2 separate regions of the Homo sapiens genome follow, and region 2 is linked to region 1. Evidence: chromatin contacts called from ENCODE Hi-C data. All regions are on one chromosome and are shown on one strand. Each heading gives the region's core, a stretch centred on a gene start or an enhancer-like site at or near the end of the contact. The rest is flanking DNA. Distances are from core to core; before and after follow the strand shown. Region 1 overlaps STK39 (serine/threonine kinase 39). Region 2 overlaps CERS6 (ceramide synthase 6).

Evidence for each region. Hi-C counts contacts between places; a loop is a spot of excess contacts on that map. Pooled maps may share reads with other maps.
Region 2: a loop to region 1 is called in a map of K562, with 2.5 times the contacts of the local background. The contact joins two enhancer-like sites. A Hi-C loop is called at or near these places in 1 of 168 maps with a recorded cell type or tissue (K562), 1 of 37 single-sample maps with no recorded cell type and 2 of 50 pooled maps.

What each region holds. Positions count from the first base shown.
Region 1 is chr2:168,164,593-168,172,227 of GRCh38, reverse strand. It overlaps STK39 (serine/threonine kinase 39), which reads left to right. Exons shown (of 18, transcript NM_013233.3): 3 at 4,821-4,929. Among named protein-coding and RNA genes, the nearest start is that of STK39, 79 kb to the left of the region's middle. Within about 2 kb of position 4,852, at least 3 of the 41 ENCODE cell types and tissues checked have a DNase peak (open chromatin) inside an H3K27ac peak, as active enhancers do.
Region 2 is chr2:168,696,780-168,704,414 of GRCh38, reverse strand. All of the region lies in intron 6 of CERS6 (ceramide synthase 6), which reads right to left. Among named protein-coding and RNA genes, the nearest start is that of CERS6-AS1, 86 kb to the left of the region's middle. Within about 2 kb of position 3,692, at least 5 of the 41 ENCODE cell types and tissues checked have a DNase peak (open chromatin) inside an H3K27ac peak, as active enhancers do.

The DNA.
Region 1 (7,635 bases), core at 3,603-6,102:
GGCGATGCTCACACGCAACGAAGAAACTGAGACATTGAACAGACTGAATTAACTTTGAACATTTGTGTTATGTGCTAGGCATTCTGCAAGGAGTTTTATACATCTCATTTCCCCTACCTCACAATAATCTCATGTAGATAGTAGTAATCTCCTTTTACAGAAAAGGAAACTGAGGCTCAAAGTTGTTGGATAACCCGCCTAGGTAATCAAGCCAGTAAATGGCAAGGCCAAGCTTCCAAGCCAGCTGTGACATAGAGTGCGGCCCTTCAGTAGTAGATCCTGGAGGATCAGATCCTTGCTAGTCACAGTTCCTGATTGGCCTCAGTACTATTTGTAGGAGAAATAATGTTTTGTGTGTGGGGGGGAGGGGGGAGTGGGGGGGGCGTGGAAATGAAAGGCCATATAGCAATATGAGAAAATCTCTTATTATATTTAGTTATGGCAGGGTACAGTGGCTCACAGCTGTAATTTCAGCACTTTGGGAGACCAAGGAGGAGGATTGCTTGAGCCTGGGAGCTCGAGACCAGCCTGGGCAACACAGTGAGACCCTGTCTCTACAAAAAATTTTTAAAAATTAGCTGGATGTGATAGCATGTGCTCATCCCCCCTGCTACTCAGGAGGCTTGAAGTGTGAAGATTGCTCGAGCCAGGAAGGTTAAAGCTTCTGTGAGCTATGATTGCGCCATTGCACTCCAGCCTGGACAACAGAATGAGATTGTCTAAAAAAAAAAAAATTAAGTTTTTTTTTCCCTTTTTTTATTTTCAGTTCTGTTATTTTTTGGGGGAAGGGGAAGTTTTTTCCTCCCAACTCCTCATATTTGTAGGGTAGGATACTTTATTTTGTATTCCTCACCACACCTAGCATGACGCGCGTAATGTCTGGTTTGGCAAATTTTGCAGGGCTGGCATAACAGCAGTGTGTGGGTGTCCTTCTTTGATATGTCTTTCTTGCACATGGCTCCCTGCAGAGGGGTGCTGCTGTGGCTGCCACTTCAGTTCTAGCAGGTGGATAGGGGATCTTCCATGCTACCCCATTTTAAGGTTGGTCTTCCCACTCTTGTGAAATTTCACTTGTGATACATTTCAGATGGAGCTGCATGAACAGCTCTGTCAGCCTCAGAGAAGATTAACTACTGTGCCATAGCTTGGTTTGGCGCTTGTGACATGTCTAAGTCTCATTTCCTCGGTTTCCAAGGGAGCCACTGTGTTCAATTCCTTGACTATATTTTTGGCAAATGTGTTGCCTGCATTTCAGAGTTCTGTAGTTTCTCCCATCTTTGACCTCGTGGGATTTTTGTTTGTTTGTTTGCTTGCGTTTCTTTTTTAAATCTCAATGAAGTTTTTACCCTTTTCTGTCCTTGTGAAATTCACACCACTTTAGTACAACAGTCTCCCTTATTTCCAGCTTTGCTTCTTACCCCTCTCCTCCAGTTAGACTCTCCTCCAGTTAGACTCAGCCAGGCAGTACTGTCGGCCAGACCCACTACTGGGCACTTTTGACACTGTCGGCTTCCTTGCAGTCGTCTGTGTCCCTCCTCTCACATCCCCCAACCTTCCTCTCTGCCTTCTTTCAAAGCTCAGTCTACCACTTTGCCACTCAAAGTCTGGTTTCTGGACCCACAGCATCAGCATCACATGGAAGCCTGCTAGAAATGCAGATTCTCAGGCCGCACTGCAGCCCTTCCGAATGGGAGTCTGCATCTTAGCAAATTGCTGAGGTGATCTGCATGCCCATCCAAATTAGGGAAGCACCGCTTTAACTCACGCTTCTGCCTTGGGTTGTGACCTAATTAAGAGAATAGGATGTTAGAACCCATTCATTCTGTCGAAAGAATCAGCTAAAACATTTTTATATTTTCAAATTGTTCATCTTTAGGCAATAGTTTTGTCATTTTTAGGGATAGGGACAAACAAATATGCTTGGTAATGAATGTCTTTTCCTAACCATATGAATGCGGTTAGGGCATTAGGAGAAGCTTAGATAATTTAACCAATAGATTGTTACCAAGGGAGCTTTCAAATAACACCCATCATTGTTTTGAAAAGAATGGAGGGGATAGTTTTGTGGAAAGATTTCTAGTTTTCAGGTTTTTAACTTTCTTCTATGTGGAAATATTACTTATCCTGGGGATCAGTGATAGCATAGGTCATATCTCAAGACAGAGCTACAGATGTTTCTCCCTAAGGCGAGTTTCATCATGTCCTTAAGCATTAATGCTTGTGGAAAAGCTGCTGTGCAGGACAATGGATGGTGCAGGAGTTGGGGACATGGACCCCCCTAGCCAAGAAGTGAAGAGGGATGGCTCAGCTGCATGGAAGAAGAATGTGAGGTTGAGTGATCAAACTGATGGAAAGCCACTCTTGGGCCCCCTGCCCCTTCTTTTACCTGTCCTTATACTGCTCCTGTGGTTGTGTTGGTGTGGCAGTATCTGTGACCCCTCATCCCCCACTCATTTAAATTCTGGAACCTTTTAATGTCCAGATGGTGTCTCTAAGACTCAGAGTTTTGAAGGAATAGAATTTGCTAAGTTATATCTATAGGTTCTACAGGTTTTCTAAAGGAGTTACACACACACACACACACACACACACACACGCTCACTGCAAAGTCAGAGAACCTGATACTTTGGGTGGGAAGTGATACTGGCCATCTAAATGCAAAGGGCTAAAAAGTGTGTTTTTCTAGACTGACTCAACCTTGCCTTCAATGTAAAAGAATTTCCTTTTGTATGACCATTAGTTGTTTTGTGCATTTTGATAAATTATTTAAAAGTTTGGAGTTACAGCACTAGAAAAGCATTCACTTACATTTAGAGTGCAGCTGCATTTAAGAGACATTGTTCTCGTTTCTTTGAACACTAGGCATCTGTTTAAACTGGACCCTACCTAATGCTACAGACCTTCAGTGTGGGCCATCCCCGCACTGAGCAGATGCTATTGACTTGAAATAGGAGTGGCCAGGGCAGTGTTCCATTTCTCCTTCAGAAGTGTCTTATGGCATCAGAACCTAATACCGGAAACAGATGGAAACTGAACCTCAGGTTTCAGATCTTATTCAAAGGATAAGAGTTGCTGAATTGAAAAGTGTCAGATTTAGAAAACCTGTAATCAGTCAAATGGATGAGGGGAATGATGAAGGAAAATCATTGTTATATACTGAGAAGAAAAAAGAAAAATTAGTAGTTTCTAAGGAGTTTATCTTTGGTTAAAAGCACTTCATTTTTATTATTTTTTAATTTTTTTTTGAGACAGAATCTTGCTTTGTCACTCAGGCTGGAGTCCAGTGGCACGATCTCAGCTCACTGCAACCTCCACTTCCCGGGTTTGAGTGATTCTCGTTCCTCAGCTTCCTCAGTCATTGGGACTACAGGCGCACACCACCACACTCAGCTAATTTTTTTGTAGAGACAATGTTTCTCATGTTGGCTGGGCTGGTCTTGAACTCCTGACCTCGGGTGATCCGCCTGCTGCGGCCTCCCAAAGTGTTGGGATTACATGTATGAGCCACTGCCCCCAGCCAAAAGCACTTTAAATAAACATATATGTTAAGGAACGTATGAGTGTTACATATTACAGAATTTTGGCCAAGTTGTCGGATATATAGGATCTTTTTAGTAGTATGAGGATTAGGCAGTACTGGACAAGCAAAGATAACGTCCAAATTGAGATGTTCTGCTTGGGTAACTTTGAGTTAATGTGAAGCTCATTATTATTGAATATATTCATAGGATGCATAAATGTACCCTTCTTTCATCAATACATAATGGCAAAAATGAGGTTTCTTTGATCATTTAGGTTATTCTTGTCCTTTTTATGGCACCTTGAAAGTGAGTTACACTGGTCTGGTACCTTTGATTGAGAGTTACATTAGACTGAAGCTTTTATGGGAGTCATCCGACAATAACTTAAAACGAGAAACTGAAATCAATATGAAACTGAATATTCCAGAAAAATGTGATTTATTGAAAGTTTCCTTTTGTTTTATTTCTCAGCTTTGTTGTTTTATGTCTTTATATAAAACAACAAAGAATAAAATATATTTTATTCTCTACAGCAGTGTTTCCAAGATGTGACCCACAAAGCATTCTTTTCCTGCTCTGTTAATATGGATTAAACTATGGCAGTTTATCTACTGCAGGACTTCTCAGAGCCTTTGACAGTACTAATATTCCCTGTGATTCTTTTAGAATGAGATATATTATCTGATCTTTCCCAAGCTTATTTTACTTCGCCTGCCGCTCTCTTCCCTGCCACCTCCTTTTTTTAGTTAATGGAATATCTACTGTGGCAGATAGCTGGGAAATAATACTGTAGCATTTTCAAATGTATTTTCTCATTTACCATCACAGCAGTCCTGAGAAACAGGGACAGTTTTGTTGTCGTTTTTTGGATGAGGGAGGAGCTAAGATCCACCAGAGTTCAGGCTGGCACCAGGATGCAGGTGTCCTAGTAACTCACCCAGTCTTTTATCTCCCTGTCAAGCCTTCGGTTCAGGTATGAGGCTCTTAGTCCTATGTGGCAGGGCTCTCTGCTGGCAGAGTTGGGGGGTCATCTGGGTGATAACAGTGATCTGAAGTTCCTGTGTCTGGTAGCTGGTCCACAGGGCTCTGTGGTCTCCTGTAGAGAACTTTCTAATCTGAGTTGATAATGTGGGTGAGAGAATTGGTCCTTATATACCTTCTTTGAAGTAATGGCTTAGGCAGCCCCTCAGGTAGGCTTTCGAGTAGGAAAGTTACCCAGGTACTCAACTGTGATTCACTTGTGTTTTGCTTGCCAATTTTCACCCCATGGTACTATGTCATGTTTTGCTCTTTTTATAGAAAGAAATTCAAGCCATGAGTCAGTGCAGCCATCCCAACGTAGTGACCTATTACACCTCTTTTGTGGTCAAAGATGAACTTTGGCTGGTCATGAAATTACTAAGTGGAGGTAAGTGGATTTTGTTGTTGTTATTTATTTGCTTGTTTTCTCTCCTTTTGTTGGAACCAGCATATTGGAGAAGACTTTAGATTGAATCCTTTCTCTCCTGTGTTTGAAAGTTTGTTTGGTTTCTCATTGCCTAGAGGATAACGTCCAGATTGCTTCACATTGACCTTCAAAGCTTTTCATAATTTTGCTTAACTTCCGAGAATGTGTATGTCCTCTTCTCCAGGTATGAAATGCCCGACCTTCTAGGCTGAGAGGCAGCCCCCGGAATGTATTATGTGCTCTCATGCCTTTGCCCCTGACCTGTCCTCTTTCTCAGCCTTGCATCTCTCCTTTGTTTTCCATGTGCTCAGGCCTAAAAGGTCACATCCTCTCCACAGTCACCGCTTACTCTTCAAAAAAGTTAGCCAGTCCTTTCTCCTTGAGTCCTTTCTTTTTAACATTGTTCAGGTCCTTAACACATTGCAGTTTGCTGAATTATCTCAGTGCCATTTATCAGAATGTTCTGTGATGATGGAAATGTTCTGAGGTGCTGCTATCTACTTTTTACTAATCCCATGTGACTCTTAAGCACTTGACATGTGGCTAGTGTGACTGAGGGACTGAGTATTCAATTTTAATTAACTTACATTTAAATCACCTTGTATGGCTCCAGTATTGGACAGTGCATATTTAGGTTGTGGACTTTGTGAAGATTGTCTAATGCACTTTGAATTCATTGAACTTGGCGCCCAGTAGGTGCTCACTAAATGTGGTTTCAGTTGACATGGGGAGAAATGTGTGCTACATATTCACTTGCAGTGTTGATCAGAAATGGCACTATTGTCATCCTATTGTTGCATTTGGGAAGGGAAAGTCACTTCCTCTCTCTAGCTTCAGATCCCTGCAGTGATGCAAGCCATTGACAATTTAATTTACAAGGTGCTTTCACATCCTGTATTTTATTTCTTTTAATCTTCTAACATCACTATCAGAGAGGGAATGATAATGATAACCGTTGCCTTTTTTGAACACTTACTCTGTGGCTAGATCCTGTCCAAGGCAATTTACTGACCTTATCCCATTTAATCTTCACAGTGTCCCTGAATGGCCTGTGTCACCATCCCTGTTTTTCAGAAATTACACCAAATTTCAAGGGAGTTTAGCAACTTGCCCAAGGTCACACACATAGTAAATGTTGGTGCTGGAATTTGTGACTTTAACATCTGTTGACTTAAAAATTTGTATGCTGTGCTGCAAGTATTTACACCTTCGTTTTGCAGACATGGGCACTGAAGCTTAGAAAGCCCAAGTGATTTCCTTGGGAACACCCAGCATACCCACATCTCTGGTGTGTTCTCTTTCGAGGGCTTGATTCTCTGGGTATCTTTCTGAGACATGAAGTATGGTTTAGGATCAGAGGAGAACATTTTGCTGTGCCTGGACAACCCAAAACTAGCATAGCAGAATTTATATGATAGAGCCTATTTTAATCTGCAGATGTCGAGGGAGGTGTTTTAATGTTTTCCTTTTTTAAAAAGGAAACTCTCTTGGATCAAGCAGAAGCCCAAAAATGAGATGACGAAGGCATTGTAATTGGCTTGGGTCTGCTTGTGTAGGTCTCGGTGGGGAGCCCTGGGGAGCTTAGTTCTGTTCTGTTTTCAGTCTTCCTCAGTCTTATTAGTCATTGTTTCCTTGAGTGCCTACTTCAGTTTTTAATTAAAAAGAAAAAAAGAAAAAGGAAAAGAAAAAGGAAGCCTGCCAGAGCTGGACTGCAGTATTGAGTGCTGGGACTGCCCCTTTATTCAGCAGAGGAACTTGCGCTTTGCCAACAAGATGATCTTAAGGCATTCTCTTTTTGTGGGGTTCCACCAACTCTGAGGAAATGAGAAATTCTGATGACTTGAGACCCTGAATAGTCCCAAATGCTCTGCTCAAGCTGAAGATTTTACCTTTTGCTTTATGAAGCTGAGAATCTTCTGTTTTCTGAGGAGGATCTGACAGAAAATTTCTTTGTCTTTTTGAGTCCAATTTAGCCTCTCTGGGCTTTAGGTAAGAACAGATTTTAAACAGGTTTCCACAGGTAAGGACGTGGGCAGACGTGGACTCTTGTTCATTTTTCTTTTAGCAGGACAGAAATGCATGCATGCCTGGTATGGTATATCCTTATACAATAAAAAGAAAATGTTTTTGGAATTATCATTTTTTAAATGACACAAAAATCTAAGAGTCAACAAATAAACAGAGGTTTTTTTTTCCTCTGGGGAAAAATATGCATTTGTTTTCTTCTATTTCATTACATTGAATCTCTTAATGAGGGGCAGGCAGCTGTATCTGATGGGGAAGCTCAATCCTCTTAGTTAATTATAAAGAGCCTAGAGCCAAATTCAGGTCCTGAGGTAAGCCGTTTGTTAACTCTTCAGAAATGTCAAACCCCCAGGTAATTTTGGCTTTTAAACTGACCCAGGGGTTTGGAATACTAATTAATATGTGTTGAAACATGAATTCACAGTGCCAAGGATACTAATCTGTATATGGTAACAAAGTACTAGGTATCTGTTTGTTTATTGTAAGTGTTAGTGCCTCAAATATATCAGGTAAATGAAATAAAGATCAGCCAGGCTCAGTGGCTTATGCCTATAAGCCCAGCACTTTGGGAGGCCAAAGGTGGGCAGATCACTTAAGCCCAGAAGTTCAAGACCGGCATGGGCAACGTGGTAAGACCCCATC
Region 2 (7,635 bases), core at 2,443-4,942, 530 kb before region 1:
AGAGAAACTCCCCATGAGAAGCTGAATGACCAAACCTCCCAAGGGCCACCAAGACCTCCTGAGAGAGGTGGGACTCCTGAGGACCCGAATTTATGTGCCCAGAGCCCGAGACCAGCAGCACCGCGTGGCTCTCTGTAATGCTGCAGCCCTCTGCAGCACACTGGAAGAAGAGGCTCCTGGTCGTCACTCTTCTGCACCCTGAATTACAGTATGTGGCTGAGTCTATGAGAACCAGGGCTGACTAGTGGCTGGTTATCTGACCATGAGATCTAAAGATGTCTAAGAGCCTCTCCTTTGACAAGGCACTTGGATGCTTGATTGCCAGCGTAAGCCACTACTGAAGGCAGCCTTTGAATAAAATCCCATAAAAATTACCCCATGAAACACTTCTTTTCCAGACAATAGTTCTATTGTTCTTCCACCAGTCTGCACATGGTACTGGCTTGCAATGCTTTGATCACAAATGGTAGCTTATTAAAATGAGCTGCTCTTTTTCCCTGCTTATATTCTGAAGACACAGCAGTGAGAAAGAAACAGGACACAGGCCTAAGATTGGGAATATCTACCTCAGAGGAAACTGAACTTCAAGGGCAGAATATTGCAATTCCAATCATGAGAAGTTGCATAAAAGAGCAACTTTGCACCTTGGTGAAAGAGAGGTGAAGCGGCCCTCCTGACTGTGTCTATAGGTAGCAGGAGTGAGGTTACAAGGAGAGAAGTCTACATCAATCCCCATCCCTGCCAGGATGATCCGATGTCATCTGGTGTGATTTTAGCTTTTCAAGCAAAGAAAGGATATGCTGATGCAATGTGAGGCACTACCTGGGAGTCACTTTTTTTTTGTTTGTTTGTTTTTTGAGATGGAGTCTGGCTTTGTCTCCCAGGCTGGAGTGCAGTGGCGTGATCTTGGCTCACTGCAATCTCCGCCTCTCGGGTTCAAGTGATTCTCCTGCCTCAGCCTCCTGAGTAGCTGGGATTACAGGTGTGTACCACCATGCCCAGCTAATTTTTTGTACTTTTAGTAGAGATGGGGTTTCACCATGTTGGCCAGGCTGGTCTCGAACTCCTGACCTCAAGTGATCCGCCTGCCTCGTCCATCCAAAGTGCTGGGATTACAGGCATGAGCCACAAAACCTGGTATGGGAGTCACATTTTTAGGAAAGACTTAAGAATATTCCAGACCAGCCATTCTCACACATTTTGGTCTCCTCTTCAAAAATTATTGCGAACACCAAAGAGTATTTGTTTATGAGGACTATATCTATCAGTATTAACATACCCACTGTTGGAACTGAGAAATTTTTAAAAATATTTAAAACACATTTATTTATTGTAAACAAACTCCATTAAATGTTAATACATTTTTACTAAAAATTACATTTTCAAAAAAAATTGGTGAGAAGAGTGGCCTTGTTTTCCATTACTGCAAATCTCTTTAATGTCTGGCTTAATACTAGAGAGTTGGATTCTCATAACTGTGTATACATTTAATCTGTTGCCAGATGTTGTTTGGGTTGAAGTATTTGGTGAAAACCCAGTACCACGATAATACATAGCTGGAGAAGGAAGAAGTACCTTAATAGTACTTTCAGATAGTTATGGATATTCTTCTTTGGCACCATACTAAAATTTGTCAAGTCAGATATTCTTAAAAGTTGGTTGTAATATGGAATCTAAAATCATATCAATAAACTTTTTATATTCTGCTACATTAAAATCCATTGGTCTGTGAATGGATCTTTCACTCATGCATGATTTTATAACATCATGCATTAGTTATCTGGAAAATATTGGTTCGCTGAGTAGTGATTTTTTAAATAAAATATTTTTGAAAATCACATTTGTTAATATCACTACCAATCTCATCAGAAATGTAAAGGATTGACAGGCTGTCAAGCTCCTGCTGGTACACATAAGCTTTCCAAAAATCTAATTTTTGCTTGAAAGCTTGAGTTTTATCACTGACCACAAATAATGTCAGTTGCTTTCTTTGAAACAACGTGACAAGCTAATTTTGTGCATTTTCTAGACAATGTCTGTCAAATACACAAGTTGGAATAACCACAGTTTATCATTCTTTCAAGTAAAAATGGGGTTCTATGAAAAAAAGTTCAGTTCAAAAGAAAAAGAACTGCATTTTTCTTAAGACAGACACCATTGCATACCTATTTCCAATTTCATCACACACAATATTCTTTTTCAATATATACTCAAGAAGAGAGGTTTAATAAAATTAATACTGTTGGCCCCCCATTATCCATAGGTTCTGCATTCATGGATTCAACCATGAATTGAAAACTTTTTAAAAAATGGACGGTTGTATCTATATAAATATAAAAATAGATGGGTGTGTCTGAATAAGAAAAATGGATAGTTGTGAACATGTATAGAATGTATAGACTTTTTTCTTGTTATTATTCCCTAAGAAATACAGTATAACTATTAACATTGCATTTACATGGCATTAGGTATTATGTAATCTAGAGATGATTTAAAGTATATGGGAGGATGTGCATCGGTTGTACAAAAATATACAATTTTATTTTATTTTTAATTATTTTTATTTTATTTTTTAGCAACAGGGTCTTGCTATGTTGCCCAGGCAGGTCTTAAACTCCTGGGCTTAAGCAATCTGCCCGCCTCAGACTCCCAAAGGGCTGGGATTACAGGTGGGAGTACCGCAACTGGCCAAATACTATACCATTTTATATAAAAGACTTGAGCATCCATGAATTTTGGTATCCTCGGGGGCGGGGGTTGGTGGTCCTGGAACCAATTCCCCATGGATACTGAGGGACAACTATAGTTTTTACTGCTTCATCAAGAACATTCTCAGGTGAAACTGACATTTTTTTCTTTCTGCAAGAATGTGGCATGAAGAGTACAATGACTACTATTAGTAGTAGTTTGGTGCCACCACCAGCAATTTTGCCCATGATTACTTCTGCATTCTCAGTGAAAATTTCAACACTGGGAGAAAGGCAAATGACATCTTAGCACTATTATAAAAACAGTTTTGCCCTTGCACACCTCCTGAAAGGGCCTCAGAGATTGTCAGGGATTCAAAGAGCATATTTTGAGAGGTACTGATTAGACAAATTATTTCCAAATATTGTCCTAGGAAATGATAACTAGCCATATTATTATTAACATCTGTGCCAGTCAGGATAAGCTAAGATATGCAGCAATTACAAAGTCCTTAAAACCTCAGTGGTTTAAAACAAAGGCTTATTTCTTACTCATTACATGTTATCATTGGTTGGGGGCCAGGGACTCTGCTTGCCTGAGGCACTAAGAAACCCAGGCTGACGGAGCAGCCCCCATCTCCAGTGTTACCAATCACTGTGCTAGAAGTGGGAGCCCTAGAGAGTCCATGCCGGCAACTATAATACTCCAGCCCAGAAGCGGCTCAAATCAATATTGTTCACAGCCCACTAGTCATATGGCCCCACCCAATCACAAAAGAGGAGGTTGGCTGAGAAGCACAATCCTGGTGTGCCTGAGGGTGAAGAACTGGCAGTATCTGGAGTGCCTTAATGACTACAAGGAAAGGCTACATTTATTGAGCATTTATGATGTGCCAGGCACTCTTCTAAGTACATGTACTACTTATTTACTTATTTACACTTACAACACACCCATAAGGTAGGTTATGTGAACTCCATTCTTTGGATCAGGAAACCAACGTACAGAAAGGTAAAGTAACTTGCTCAAGGTCACATCGAATTAGGAGTGGTGCTGGGCAGGTAGACAAACTCCAGAGCTCATGCTTTTAACCTCTAAGCCATATTGCACCCATAATGTTTTCCCCAGTCTAGGACAAAATGACAAAAATAAGGACTTTTACTTAATGATAAATTTAAAGGATTGTCCTTTATTACAATATGTAACCTTTCTCCCTTTCTTTTATGTTAAAATGCCCTTTCCTTTATGAATCAATGGTGTTCATGGTAGGTGCTTTTTGACTTTCCTTACTGGGTCATTATGTGCCACGTACTGTCTAAGCTCTATTTGTCAAGCACCGTACACTACATAGTTTCACGTACATTATTTTACGTAATTCTGTTCCATGCTGCTTCCTCGTAAGATTAAAACATGCATTTTCCTTTCCCCTAAAACTAACTGAAGCAGGCAAGATCTGGAGCATGACACGGCCCCCAAAGGCATCTAAAGCACTTACAGTAATGGGCTCCAGTTATTCTCCGCAAAAAGTCAGCAGAGAGCTAACACAAGCTCATCAATAAGTTTCTTGCTAGACTTAATCATATCTCTCTCTGTCAGGAATCTTTTATAAGATGTAGTGTTTCTCTCGGGTTTAAGACCAAAAGGGCAACAAGTTGATTTCACCAGCTGGGCCCTGGAACTCTGCCAGGGATGCTTCCCTGAGAAGGACTCTGAACATGAGCAGAACTCATTGGCCAAAGGCCCAGGCCTTGAAGCCAAACAGCAGCTTAGTTAAAAGGGACATAGGGCTTAGACATAAGCAAGCTGTTCTGAGCTCCAACGCAAAAATATTTATTAGCTTCCTTTGGAAATTTTAGATGGCAGTAGAAATGTTCATTGTGAACAGGTGCTAAAGGATACAATTTTAACAAAAATTAAGCCTTGGGAAATAAAAGATGTTTTAAACATCTTTTATTTTTCATCTAATCTTCCCTTTGGGAAGATTAATAGTATTTCTCATCACTGACCAAATAAGTACCAACTCTGGAAATGATTACAAGTGAGGCAATGTGTTCTGTCACCATGAAGATGAAAAGTTCTCCCCTCATTTTTAAACTTCAGATTCTATATGGAAATACAGCAATTTAAAAAAAAGGTGCCAAAAAAGAAGAGTTTATGAATACAAAACCATTTTAGAAAAATTCGTGAACCCAATAAATCAAAATAAATGATTGTCAAACCTATTTAAAGTACTGATTCTAGAAGTCTGAGGCATGCATTTGGAGCCAATGTTTATAAATCCTGGTCCCTGTTTGAAAATGGCCATTGACACTCATTGTTATTTAATATGGGAGCCAAAGAAACACTGTGATAACTCTTCTATTAACAACCTCATGAACGTCTTCTGAAGTTGATTTCCATACTGTATTGCCAATGGGTGTCTTCAAACATCCCTATCCCATCATAAGGAAGCAGGCTGTTTTTAGAGGGTTCAGTTAATAGTTCCAATACAGAAGGTGGAGAGTGCATCTGGCAGACAGAATGTGCCATAAATCCTCACTAATGGCTAGAACAGCAGGTCCTCCAAATGGAGGCGGAATAAGGATGGAACTGCCAAGGACCCATGGGGCCATTCAGCAAGACGCAAAGGGGAAAAGCAAGCACTGCAGCTCCCTAATGAGAGATGGCAGCAGAGGAAAAGGCCTTCCTAATGAAAACCTGTGCCAAGGAGTAAGCATGCCTGGTAGCGGCCAAATTCCCATTTTTGTGCAAGAAACAAGAATAAACCAGCTGCATCAGGAATGTACAAATCTAATCTGACCAGCAGAAGACAAGAGGAGCTACCTATCTAAAACATGCTATTCATATTGACTAGCAAAAAATATACAATCGATTTCTAAACACTGACAATATATACAGGCCTAGGATCAATTCCACAAACTTTACTATAAAATTATCCCTTTTACAGGTGTTTTCCACTGATGTTATATATGTTAAAGTAATACAAAATGATACACTTCAATCCCCCAAAATAATTCACCTACGAAAATTATTGAGATAACAGTCATTTGGCTTAAAGCAATTGATATGGTTTGGATCTGTGTCCCCTCCCAAATCTCATGTTGCAATGTAATCCCCAAATATGAAGGGGCCTGGTGGGAGGTGATTGGATCCTGGGTGCGGTTTCTCATCGTTTAACACCATCCCCCATTGGTGCTGTCATCGGGATTGTGAGTTCTCTTGAGATCTAGTTGTTCAAAAGTGTGTGGCACCTTTCCCTCTCTTTTGCTTCTGCTCCACCATGTAAGACATGCCTTGCTTCTCCTTCACCTTCTGCTATGATTATAAGTTTCCTGTGGCCTCCCCAGAAGCCAAGCAGATCCCAGTATCATGCTTCCTGCACAGCCTATGGAACCGTGAGCCAATTAAACCTCAAACCTCTTTTCTTTATAAATTACCCAGTCTCAGGTGTTTCTTTTTTTTTTTTTTTTTTTTCTTTTTTTTTTTTTTTTTTCCTGTGAGACAAGGTCTGGCTCTATCACCCCGGCTGGAGTGCGGCGGTGCCATCTTGGCTCACTTGGTGCACAACACCATATCTGGCTAAATTTTGTATATTTTATACAGACAGGGTTTCGTCATGTTGCTCAGGCTGGTCTTGAACTTGTGAGCTCAAGTGATCCACCCACCCACCTCGGCCTCCTAATGTGCTGGGATTACAGCCATGAGTCACCATGCCTGGCCACAGGTACTTCTTTACAGCAGTGCGAAAACAAACTAATACAGCAATAAAGATATTTTGAGCCCTGCTGGCTCACTGCAAAGCCACATTCCACATGTGATGAGAAAGCTCAAGCTAGTGCAGGGACTTGGTAACTTTTGGTATAGCAATGTCTTACTAGGACTAGGCTTCTGGAAGCCAAGGACAGCTATTCCTGCTTTTGACTCTGGATGGCACCTCTAGTTCTCACTAAGCAAGAGAAGGACTGATAAAATGGCAAAGAGCTGTTAAAGGCTAACTACCTGTAATGTCAGGAGCATGGCAAGGCAAGGATTATGTATGTGTCTAATCTAAGAGTGAATCACAGGGCTCTGCTTGGTAAGCCTAGCCTCTAATTCATTCCTATATTGCATGGCCTTGAGAAACTTACATAAACTCACTCTGTGCATCAATTCTCCCAAGTTAAAAAAAAAAAAAAAGGAAGAATGTTCTAGCTCTCTGTTATATAAGAGTTTTACGTGACTACCTGGACAAAAGGTCTCCTCAAAAAAGAAAATAAATGCAACATGAGCCTCGCACAGTACCTGGCACACAGAAAATAATCAGTCTACATGTATTGACACTACATGACCAAAGAAGGCTCCCTCATGTAGGACAGAAGAGATTCCCTTGACATACCATCACTAAAGAGTCCGTAAATGATTTCAGAAACCAACTCGGAGTGTTGGGTGCAATGAGTAAGGGAACCACAAATTACGGGTGTCAAAGAGTCATCTGTTATGCCCAAGCTCGCTTTGACAGGGACCACCTACTTCTGAGAATCAGCTGATATATACCATATTAAGGGCCCTGTAGCCATACAAGTCAGAAAAGATAGCTTTTTGCCAGCCAAGTAAGCCACTGCTGTAGGATGGTGGAAGGAGCATATGTGGGGACAGGGGACTTGGGTAGTAGTAGGCCCACAGACTCCTAAACGCTTTTCAGCTGCCACTTGGATACCAGTTTGCAACTTAGCAGATTACTGATTTAACCAAGAAATGATACATTACAGTACTGTGCTCCATCATAATGTAAAGGAACTGATTTTGCTTATTCATTTACCCTCAACTTACTGATTCCCACGATGAGCAGCTACACTGATAGTCATGGGGGTGCAAAGGCGAACATATCTTGCTTGCTGGGGACTAAATGCTTGTGTCCTTCTCAAATATATATATTGAAACTCTAACCCCCAAAGTGATAGTATTAGGACA